Regions from separate parts of the Homo sapiens genome. Here region 2 is linked to region 1. The links are chromatin contacts, found by Hi-C or POLR2A ChIA-PET in ENCODE. All regions are on one chromosome and are shown on one strand. The core of a region is the stretch at or near the end of the contact, and the rest is flanking DNA. Distances in the headings are between cores, read along the strand shown.

Evidence for each region. A loop is a pair of places that touch in the nucleus more often than their neighbours do. ChIA-PET counts read pairs that join two places held with the same protein, here RNA polymerase II (POLR2A). Pooled maps may share reads with other maps.
Region 2: a loop to region 1 is called in a pooled map, with 6 times the contacts of the local background. The contact joins the promoter of WLS here to the promoter of MIER1 in region 1. A Hi-C loop is called at or near these places in 1 of 168 maps with a recorded cell type or tissue (sigmoid colon) and 5 of 50 pooled maps. POLR2A ChIA-PET finds 5 or more read pairs at or near these places in 1 of 52 experiments (endothelial cell of umbilical vein).

What each region holds. Positions count from the first base shown.
Region 1 is chr1:66,922,827-66,927,608 of GRCh38, reverse strand. MIER1 (MIER1 transcriptional regulator) reads right to left here and starts at 2,619. Exons shown (of 14, transcript NM_001077700.3): 1 at 2,514-2,619; 2 at 1,367-1,467. The coding sequence starts at 2,580. It overlaps DNAI4 (dynein axonemal intermediate chain 4), which reads left to right and starts at 2,753. Exons shown (of 17, transcript NM_024763.5): 1 at 2,753-2,947. The coding sequence starts at 2,778. RefSeq lists enhancers at 2,321-2,600, 2,891-3,050 and a silencer at 2,631-2,750.
Region 2 is chr1:68,230,047-68,234,828 of GRCh38, reverse strand. It overlaps WLS (Wnt ligand secretion mediator), which reads left to right and starts at 2,306. Exons shown (of 12, transcript NM_024911.7): 1 at 2,306-2,635. The coding sequence starts at 2,530.

The sequences.
Region 1 (4,782 bases), core at 1,370-3,869:
ATCTTCTTTGTATCCAAATGCAAACAGTTAATATTTATACTTGGGTTAACAAAAAAAAATTTATTTTTAAAGCCTATTCATACTAGAAGAGTTGAAAATAGGACATGAGAGAGCTAAAGGCATAAGAAAATGCACCATTAATTGTGTCTGCTTAAAATTATTACACTTTGTTATTTATTAATGTGATATCCAAAACAGTAGTTCTGTTGGAATTGTGTATAAAATTTTTAAACTAAAAAAGTGTGCTGAATTCCAATTTTATGTGAGGTTTGTGATTAATGTCCCAAAACAAAAAACCACTATACAAAGCCTGAATAAATGCCTCTTCAGCTCCTATTCCCCACCTAAAAGCCTCCTTATTTTCAGGCAAAGTAACATTAATTTTTATGACATTAAGCTACTCAAAACTGCTATTATATTGATAAATCATTTGTAAGCAATTTACTGAATCTTCCATTCAAAAGTTATTGAACAATTCTATAGAGGCTATAAGGCGCACGCACACACAAACCCCTCAGTTATTATTATGCTTTTAACAAAAGCATTTAGGAGCACAATCTTACTTCAACCAGTACCTTAAACGAACCAATGAACAAACTTCTTTGGCAATTTACATATACCTAAGAAATATAACCTTTTATTCAGTACCAACACCTGATTCAAATACAAGTAACATATATATATATACTATATAAACCTATCTGTTATGCAATCCAAAAAGGTACCTCTCAAAATGCACCAAGAAAATACTGTACTTATAACAATTTAGACTCTGGGGTTAGCTGACTGAAATAGATTAATACAACACATCCAAAACTAAAAAATTCTATATCTAACAATTTTCAGCGTCCATGAGTCTCTTTTGAGATTAGTTTATAAACTATTTCCTGAAATTTTTATTTAAAAGCAACAGCCTACACCATGTCTTTATGATGTGGTGGTAAAATTTTATGGATAATTACTAATTTGGTTGAAAATACCTACATCTAAAAAACTTAGCCTATTACATTTGGAAGCCCCACATCTATAGTGACAATCAGCATCATCTTTCGTTAGTTTCATTTTTTGTTATTAATGCCACTCTAAAACACTTATATAGGCTTTTGGTTCTTCAAATAACAGTTTTGGATTTTCTTTTCATAATTTTTACAGTTTTATCCAGTGGCCCCATTTTATCAGAATATTACAAACTATGATTATGGTTTTTACATTGATGACATGTTATTTTTATCTCACCCAAATTCTGGAAATTTTTGGCCCATCAGTTCTCAAACACTGGAACATATAAGAAGAGTAATATAATCTTATATTACTTGAGGGAGTTTGGATTTTCCCTCCCTTAATCTCCAAGTGTACCCCTGCCTACCAGCATCACATCCGTCTTGTCTGCATTGAACCTCAACCAGTTGGTTCTTAACCACGTCCGAAACTCAGCCAGGCACTGGGAGAATCGAGCGACCACACCATCTGGATCAAAGGAAAGAGAGCCTCAGTAGCAAGGAGACAGAAACGATGATACAAGCTCACCATCCACCCTGTTTCGCATTTTTAAAAAGATGGTCGGGAATCAGGACAAGGATCCCATGACAATTTTAGAAAAACATTTAATGAGCCTTAAGTCATGCAATTTGTAACTAATGATAAAGGAATAAAAGCGACCCAATAAATAGGTCGCCTCATTCCACCCATAAGTGAAGAAGGTTCAGTCAACTCCGGGTCATCTTGGTGAAGCGGCCTCAATAGCCAAGTCAATCTTGTAATTACATAAGTTCTTCTGCAGAAATGCAGAATTCTAGCGTTGGAGGAAGCTTTAAATAGGGAAAACTGAAGCCCAGAGAGGGATAGTGACTCGCTCAAGGTTACACAGCATGCAGGGACCACAGATAGGCTCCAGGCCAGGGACCTAGCCACTACAAGCTGAAAGAACAAGAGTAAAGAGCGGCGGGCATCTGTCCCAAGGGATCCTCCCACGCGCTAGGAGGACCTCGTTTCCTTACAGTAATACCCTATTCGAGTCTCTCCTCCCTCCCTGACTCCATCCGAAAAGGGCAAGTTGGCCCAGGGCGCTGCTCACCATAAAGGCTGCAGTGCAAGCGAGAGCCTCCCGGGGATGGGACACAAGTGAGGGAAATACAGGAGAAAGAGGCGGAGCCACAGCAGGGTGGTCAGCTTAGCCCCACCCCGACTGGGATCAGGGACCGAAGCGAACGGGGCGAGGCGAACTCACTCCGCAGCGGATTCCCAGCGCGGCGCCACCACCGCGAAGGCAAAAAGGCGGCGCTGGGAGGCAGTCGATGGCCAGAGGGAGGAAGCTGCGCATGCGCCTTTGGCAGCCGGCGGAGAGCAAGCCAGGCGCGTTCTGCGGCAGCCCCTCCCCGGAAGTTAAGGGTCTTCCGGGCGGTACACTGCCGTGGGGGAGGGGAAGGAGAGAAAGGGGACTGAGGACACCTCAGGAGCCCCTCATCCCAAACTGGAATAGAAGGGGAGAGATGGCTTGTGGAGGCTGCACTTACAGCCGCTGCCGCTGCTGCCGCCGCCACCTTCGCTGCTGCCGCCACCGCCTGAAGAAGCCCCATCCATCCGCCTGCAGCCGGGAGACTCAGAGCCTGGGAGGGGCCTGAGGCCCGGGCCGCCCGCCTCCTTCTTCCAGTCGTCGTCCGGAGCTTCCTCCAGCTCCACCAACCCTCTGCCCTCCCCTCCGCCTCCGCCCTCCTCCTCGGCCTCGTGCCGCCAGCCAACCGCGCGGCCGCTTGTTGAGCCAGGGCTCCACCGTCGCCATGACGCCCGGCAAACATTCCGGAGCCTCGGCCCGAGCCGCTAACGGAGGAGCTTGGGGGTACAGGGACTTCAGAGGCGGCCAAAAAAAGGGGTGGTGCACCACTCCCCAGCTGGTCGCCACCATGCCAGTCTCTCCGGCAGGCAGTCACAAGCAGCAGAACTTCGGGTTGTAAGTTCCGGCGCTAAAAACCGTAGTCCATCCCCCTGGGACCCGGAGGGAGCCCTTCTATTAATAGATACCATTTCTGGATTTGGAAAGGGGCCCTACCCTAACTGGGTTCAGTCTGTAGACCTTGAAGCTCCTAGGCCACAATGTCTCCTTTATCGACCTACCGCAGTCTTTAAAAGAATCTCTACTGGGCTGGGCGCGGTGGCTCACACCTGTAATCCCGGCACTTTGGGAGGCCGAGTGGGGTGGATCACCTGAGGTCAGAAGTTAGCGTCCAGGCTGGCCAACATGGTGAAACCCCGTCTGTACTAAAAATACAAAAAGTTAGCCGGACGTGGTGGCACATGCCTGTAATCCCAGCTACTTGGGAGGCTGAGGCAGGAGAATCCCTTGAACCCGGAAGGCGGAGGTTGCAGTAAGCCGAGATCGTGCCGTTGCACTCGAGCCTGAGCAACAGAGCGAGACTCTGTCTAAAAAATAAGATAAAATAAATCTCTATTGCTGTGCTTGCTGTGTGAGAAAAGACCTGGTTTAGAACCATCGTTCTAGCACTTCTAGTTTGTTAAGGCCTGCAGTCTCTCAAGCTTGATGCTTTCATGCTGTGCCCAGACGTTCAAGAGCCTCAGCTTCTGTGAGCCACCAGGCCGAACATTGCTGTGCTCTGTAGTAGAGGTATTTTATTGTCGTCTCGTCAATACCATCTTACTTTAAAACTAATTCCTGCTTCCAACATTCTGTTGTTATGCAGCAGTTGAACAAGACTGTAGAAAAGCACACAGCTGTGTGGACTTGTCTTACTTTAAATGGTTCCTTAGCGCTGCCCGTAATGCTGCCCACTAAGTTCCCCCAAAATTCCCTAAGTAATTTGTTTTCTCTTCCCCTCTCCAATCTCCTCCACCTCAGCTAATCTTTCTTCAGCGGAACTTGTTGAGAGTTCTTGGGAGAGAACCTTGCATTCTCTCTTGAATATGGTACTCACGCTTTTGTCCATCCTACCACTCCATCAAAACAGCTTCTATGAAAGCCAGCAATAGCCATGCAACCAAATACAATGGCTGATCCACAGTTTCATTCTTTTTGAATGAAGCAGTGTCGGTCGGGTTTATCGCTTCTCGATCTTTGAAAAGCTTTATTTGGGTTCTGAGAAACCACTCTTCCTAGTTCTTGTCTTGGTTCATGGTTTCACCTTTCCCAGATCCTTTGCTGGTATCTGTTCCTCACTACCATAACTAAATACAGTCATGCATCGATGGTGATACCTTCTGAGAAATACCTTGTTAGCCAATTTCAGCATTTTGCAAATATCTTCTAGTGTACTTACACAAACGTAGATGTATGGGCTACTATACACCTAGGCTACAATTGTATAGTAGACTGTACACCTAAGCTATAGTAGGCTATACATCTAGGTTTGTGTAAGTACACTAAATGGTGTTTGCATAATGATGAAAATGCATTTGTTGCTTCTAGGCTACCAACCTGCATAGCATGTTACTGTACTGAATACTGTAGGCAATTGTAACACAATGCTAAGTATTTGTGTATGTAAACATAGAAAAGGTAATGTCTTGTGCTTGAATGTTGTGACAACTACAACGTTGTTAGACAATAGGAATTTTTCAGCTCTGCTACCAGATCACCATTGTATATGTGATTCATTGTTGATGATCCAGGACTGTATTGGTATTGCTGGGTTAGTCCATAAACCTCTTCACTCTGATGTCTTTAATATCACCTATAATGATGATTCACAAATGTTAATCTCTGGCTAAGACCTCTCCCAAGAAAACAGATTTTAAGAAAAAACACCTGCACTTATAAGTTAATAAACATCT
Region 2 (4,782 bases), core at 1,057-3,556, 1.3 Mb before region 1:
TAACCACTCAAGGAGGCAGTTGTTAATAGAATTTGGAGCTTATATTCTATCTTAATAGGAGAAGAAGTGTATTTATGAGAAAACAAATGACTTTTAGGAAAGATAAATGGGCCCTTAGGAGTGCTGGGCTCAGAACATGATACCCCAAGGTATCTGAGTACTTTGAACTGAAGGACATTGGAAGGACAACAATTCTGTCTACTTCATCCTTTCTGATAGTACCTGGTGTTTGCCAAAGTAGAGGTAATTAATTACTATTCAGTGAATAACATTTGGACTGGGGGGGGGTTCCTCTGGGGCAGGTGCAAGTACTTTGACATCTTGGTATCCTTGAGTGCTTAAGAAAGAAAGCCTGGAACATGTTAAAGGCTCAATAAGTGACTTGGATAAAGAGTTGAATGAGAGAATAGATAAACAGCAACCACAGTCATGCATTGCTTAATGATGGGAATACCTTCTGAGAATGTGTTGTTAGGTGATTTGTCATTGTGCAAATGTCATAGAGGGCACTTACATAAACCTAGGTAGCATAGCCTACTACAGACCTAGGCTACACCGTGTAGCTGATTGCTCCTAGACTACAAACCTGTCTGGCATGTTACTGTACTGAACACTGTAGACAACTGTAATGCAATAGTAAGCACTCTGTGTATCTAAACATATCTATAGAAAAGGTGTTGTAAGAATATGGTATTATAACCTTATAGGACTACTGTCACACACACGGTCTGTTGTTGACTGAAACATCCTTATGTGACACATAATGATGTGTATATCCTCAGAACTGTTAAGAACTATTAGATGTTGAAGAGATGGAGTTTTGTATGCATAAAGTTTGGTGCTTGTCCTTGACAAGTCTCTGTTCTATTTGGAGATTAGAAATGAATGCTTCTATTAAGTGTAACCTGCATGACATCTTTTATAAGGGCAATGAAAATTCAGGAACAGAGTAGAGGAGGAGAGAGGACTGGGAAAAATAGTCTCTTGGCATGAAGAGGGTGTGTAAGGATGGGAGGGACAAGAAACAAGATGTGTGGGTGGTGGTGGTAGAAACTGCACGTTTGGGGAGCAGGGTGGGGTATTTACCAAACCAAGGGTCTATTGAGTAAGGTGAGTTGTACTGGCCAAGCGGCCAGTTTATGAAACATGGAAAAACCAGGCCCAGAAATTTAGGCTTGATAGAGCAGGAAATCTCTATCGGGAGCCCCGCCCCTCTTTTTATGGAAGTTAAGTATAAATATAAATATATGATTTCTCACAAAGAGACAACAAACATTGTAACTTAATATAGGTACCCTCTAAACCAACTAAGATCTCTTTAGACCTTTGAAATACAAACTGTGGGCTTGCTTTCACATTCACTTATTCATTCCACAAAAGATTATGGGGCACCTACTAGAGCTAGCATTTTGTTAGGCACCATGGGGGGTACAAAGAACAAAAAAAACTTGGTCCCTATTCCCCAGGAGTTTACAGCTCAGTGGTGGAGACAAACGTGTACACAAATCCTTACAATAGGAGGTAAAAATGTAAATACAGGATTGTAGGGGCTCAGTTCCCAGAGATACTGCATGGAGGTGGTGTGGAAAATTAGAAAGATTTTTTAACACTAGTTGGTTTTGGATCAGGTTTAACATTGATGGAGTAGAACATGTTCTCTTTAAGGCAATAACCAGGGTTAAGGCTGTGGAAGCACATGTGCTGGAGTAACGAACAGTGGTCTGATTTGGCTGGAGAGCAAGTTTCCTCAAGGGGCGCCGTGGGGAATTTAGCTGGGTATGTGCCCAATAACCGAGGCTGGGAATCTGGTAGAAAGAAGTCGAGCTGAGACTTTATTCCGCATCTCTGTGTTTTGACTTAGGCATCTATTGGGTCCTTTTAAAAAAAATTCTCCTCCTCTTTCCTAAAGAGAGTTCTAGCAGTTGGGGGTGGGGTGGGGACCATTTCCTAAAGTCAACGCGTAAGTTAAAGGTCTGCAAGGCGGTCCACCGGTGATTTAAATCTCGCACTTCGGAAACCAGAAAAGGAAACCTGTGAGAAGCTGGGCAGGGGGAACCCGCTTAACATCAACAGCAACCCCTAAATGGCATCAGACCTTGGAGAGACAGGTTGCAGGCCAGACTCGGGAGCCAGGCGCCAGCACCCGCCAGAGCTCTGAGCCCCGAACTGGTGGGCAAGGGGTAGAGGAAGAGAGGGAGGGAGGGAGGGAGGAAGCGCGAGAGGGAGGGAGGAAGAAAGGGAGGGAGGCGGCGTCATGTGATCCGCTTCCCTGCTCCTTTAAGCGTCCACAGGCGGCGGAGCGGCCACAATCACAGCTCCGGGCATTGGGGGAACCCGAGCCGGCTGCGCCGGGGGAATCCGTGCGGGCGCCTTCCGTCCCGGTCCCATCCTCGCCGCGCTCCAGCACCTCTGAAGTTTTGCAGCGCCCAGAAAGGAGGCGAGGAAGGAGGGAGTGTGTGAGAGGAGGGAGCAAAAAGCTCACCCTAAAACATTTATTTCAAGGAGAAAAGAAAAAGGGGGGGCGCAAAAATGGCTGGGGCAATTATAGAAAACATGAGCACCAAGAAGCTGTGCATTGTTGGTGGGATTCTGCTCGTGTTCCAAATCATCGCCTTTCTGGTGGGAGGCTTGATTGGTAAGTGCGGAGAGCTGCAAACTTTTCCCCCTTTCTGTCTTTTCGGGCCCCTTCCCTCTTTGCCTCTTGGGCTACTTGTTACAGTATCACTGCCTTGCTTCTATGATCTAATTAGTCCGGCTATTGTGCTTAAGAAAGCAGAGCTCCATGGGGCTCCGTGGGGCACAATCCAGTCTAGTGGCTAAGAGAAAAGGAGGGGAAAAAGTTTTGGCCTAGTTTCAGTATCCACTTGAAAGGCAAGAGGGGGGCGGCGGGGGTGGGAATCTTAAGCATGGCGACGGATCGCGCGAGGAAGCGCTGGGTTACAAAGTTGATTGCTCGCCCCCCCCCCCCCCCGCTTTTTCCCGCGTTCCCCCCCTTTTCCTCTCGGTTCCCTTCCAATCAGCTCCGGGAGGGCAACGTAATCGACTTTATTAGGAACAACAGAAGAGTCGGGGAACTGTGCCCGGCGCAAACCCGGAGCTCTGTTACAAGGCTGAGATACTTGCACGGTTGTAAATGCATTTGGTCGTCTTTGCTAGGGGCTGAGGGTTTGCAATTTGGGGTCCCGACCTTCGCGCCCTCTGCTTTCCCGCCGCACTCCACCCCACGCTCTGCCGTGGACAGGTCCGAATTGTCGGCCGGGAGGTTGGGTGGGATGGGGTGGGGTGGGAGGGAGTCCTTGACCAGCGCCGCGGGAAGTTGGAGAGGTCGGAGGGGAAAAGCGTATCCGAAAGGTGTTGCTTTTGGCCTCCTGCCCACTCGTGAATATCCCTTCCCCCACTACTTAGAGCCCCGAGAGCCGGTGACTGTGAATGTCCCCGTCCTCTTTTGGCGCTTAGGAGAGCGCCCTCAGCTCCCACCACAGCCCCCCGCAGGTGACAGCTCGCCGGCCTCCTCGGCGACAGCGCCCGCCCCGGGAGACCTCCCCTGGCGTGCACCTCCCGGACCTCTCTGAGTCAAACAGGCTTCCGGGTGAAGAAAACCGCCTCACGGACCGTCCACTCGGAAAAACTCCCTTCCCCTCACTGTCTCCCCATCTGCATCCATCCTCCCGCCTCTCTGCACACTCGCGCCCCCCGCCCCCTCAAGATTTGGGACATCCCGGCACAAACTTCAATGCCAACTTTGCAGCGGGCGCGGACGGGAGGTTCGGTTTCCTTACTTCACGGCTTTGTTAAACTTTGCGGAGTGGGGAGTCCACGGAGGGGCTTTCTCCGCGCGTGCCTTTACGGGCGCCCACGCGATGTGGGGTGCGGGGAAAACGCCCGGGGGCGCCGGCGGCGTCGCTGCCAGAGCTGCACAGGCTTGGGCACCTCCAGTCGTGTGCTTGGCGTTTTGTCTCCAGACTTGGGTTTGATGGGAACAAATTAAAGGGAGTTTGGTACTGTAAATCACGGTAACATCCAAGCCAATTGTCTTAAACAAAGGAGAGTGGGTGAAGCTTCATCAAGGAGAGAAATACCTAAAGGAGACAGTGCTCTTTTCTCTGTGTGCATTTATCCACAAAACAGAAAAGGGTTCAGAGTTTTCAAACAATCTCTTATCCCCAGTGTGGGCCAAACAGCTTCACATTTTCTTTCTGGAACCCTCACCCTCAACACACACACACACACACACACACACGCGCGCACACACACACACGGGTTGGCTTTTGTGTTAGGAGCTTCTGTTTGGCTACATGCAATCTCGTTTCCCCGTATTGGATTTTTCGAGGCTCTTAATACCTTCTCTGCTGGGAGCTGAAGGCAGCCTTCCCTGTGCCCTCACAGTGATTATGCAGCGGTTACAATTACACCTCTTGTCTCCCTTGATGAGCAGTTGCAGTTAGATGCCATTGGATCTTGTGTGATTTCAGTGGCAGACCATAATTAAAATTTCTTGCACCTTGTGCTTTCAGAATTAAATTGGCCTATTATCCCTGTCTGACCTTCATCCTCTTTGAGGTTTTTGCACAAGCAGCAAACCATTACACATAGTTTCCTGGTGTTTGTTGGTGTGTTTCTTTTTCTAGGCTGATCTCCTAGCTTTGCAGACAGAGCCCATTATCCAAGAAGTAGGCTTCCTAGGGCACTTCTGAAACTAGTAGGATTTCTGGGATGCTACCACCAAGGAGAAGCCCTAAGGGCACTCGTGAGTGGCTGGTGGACATTGGAGCGACTATAGGG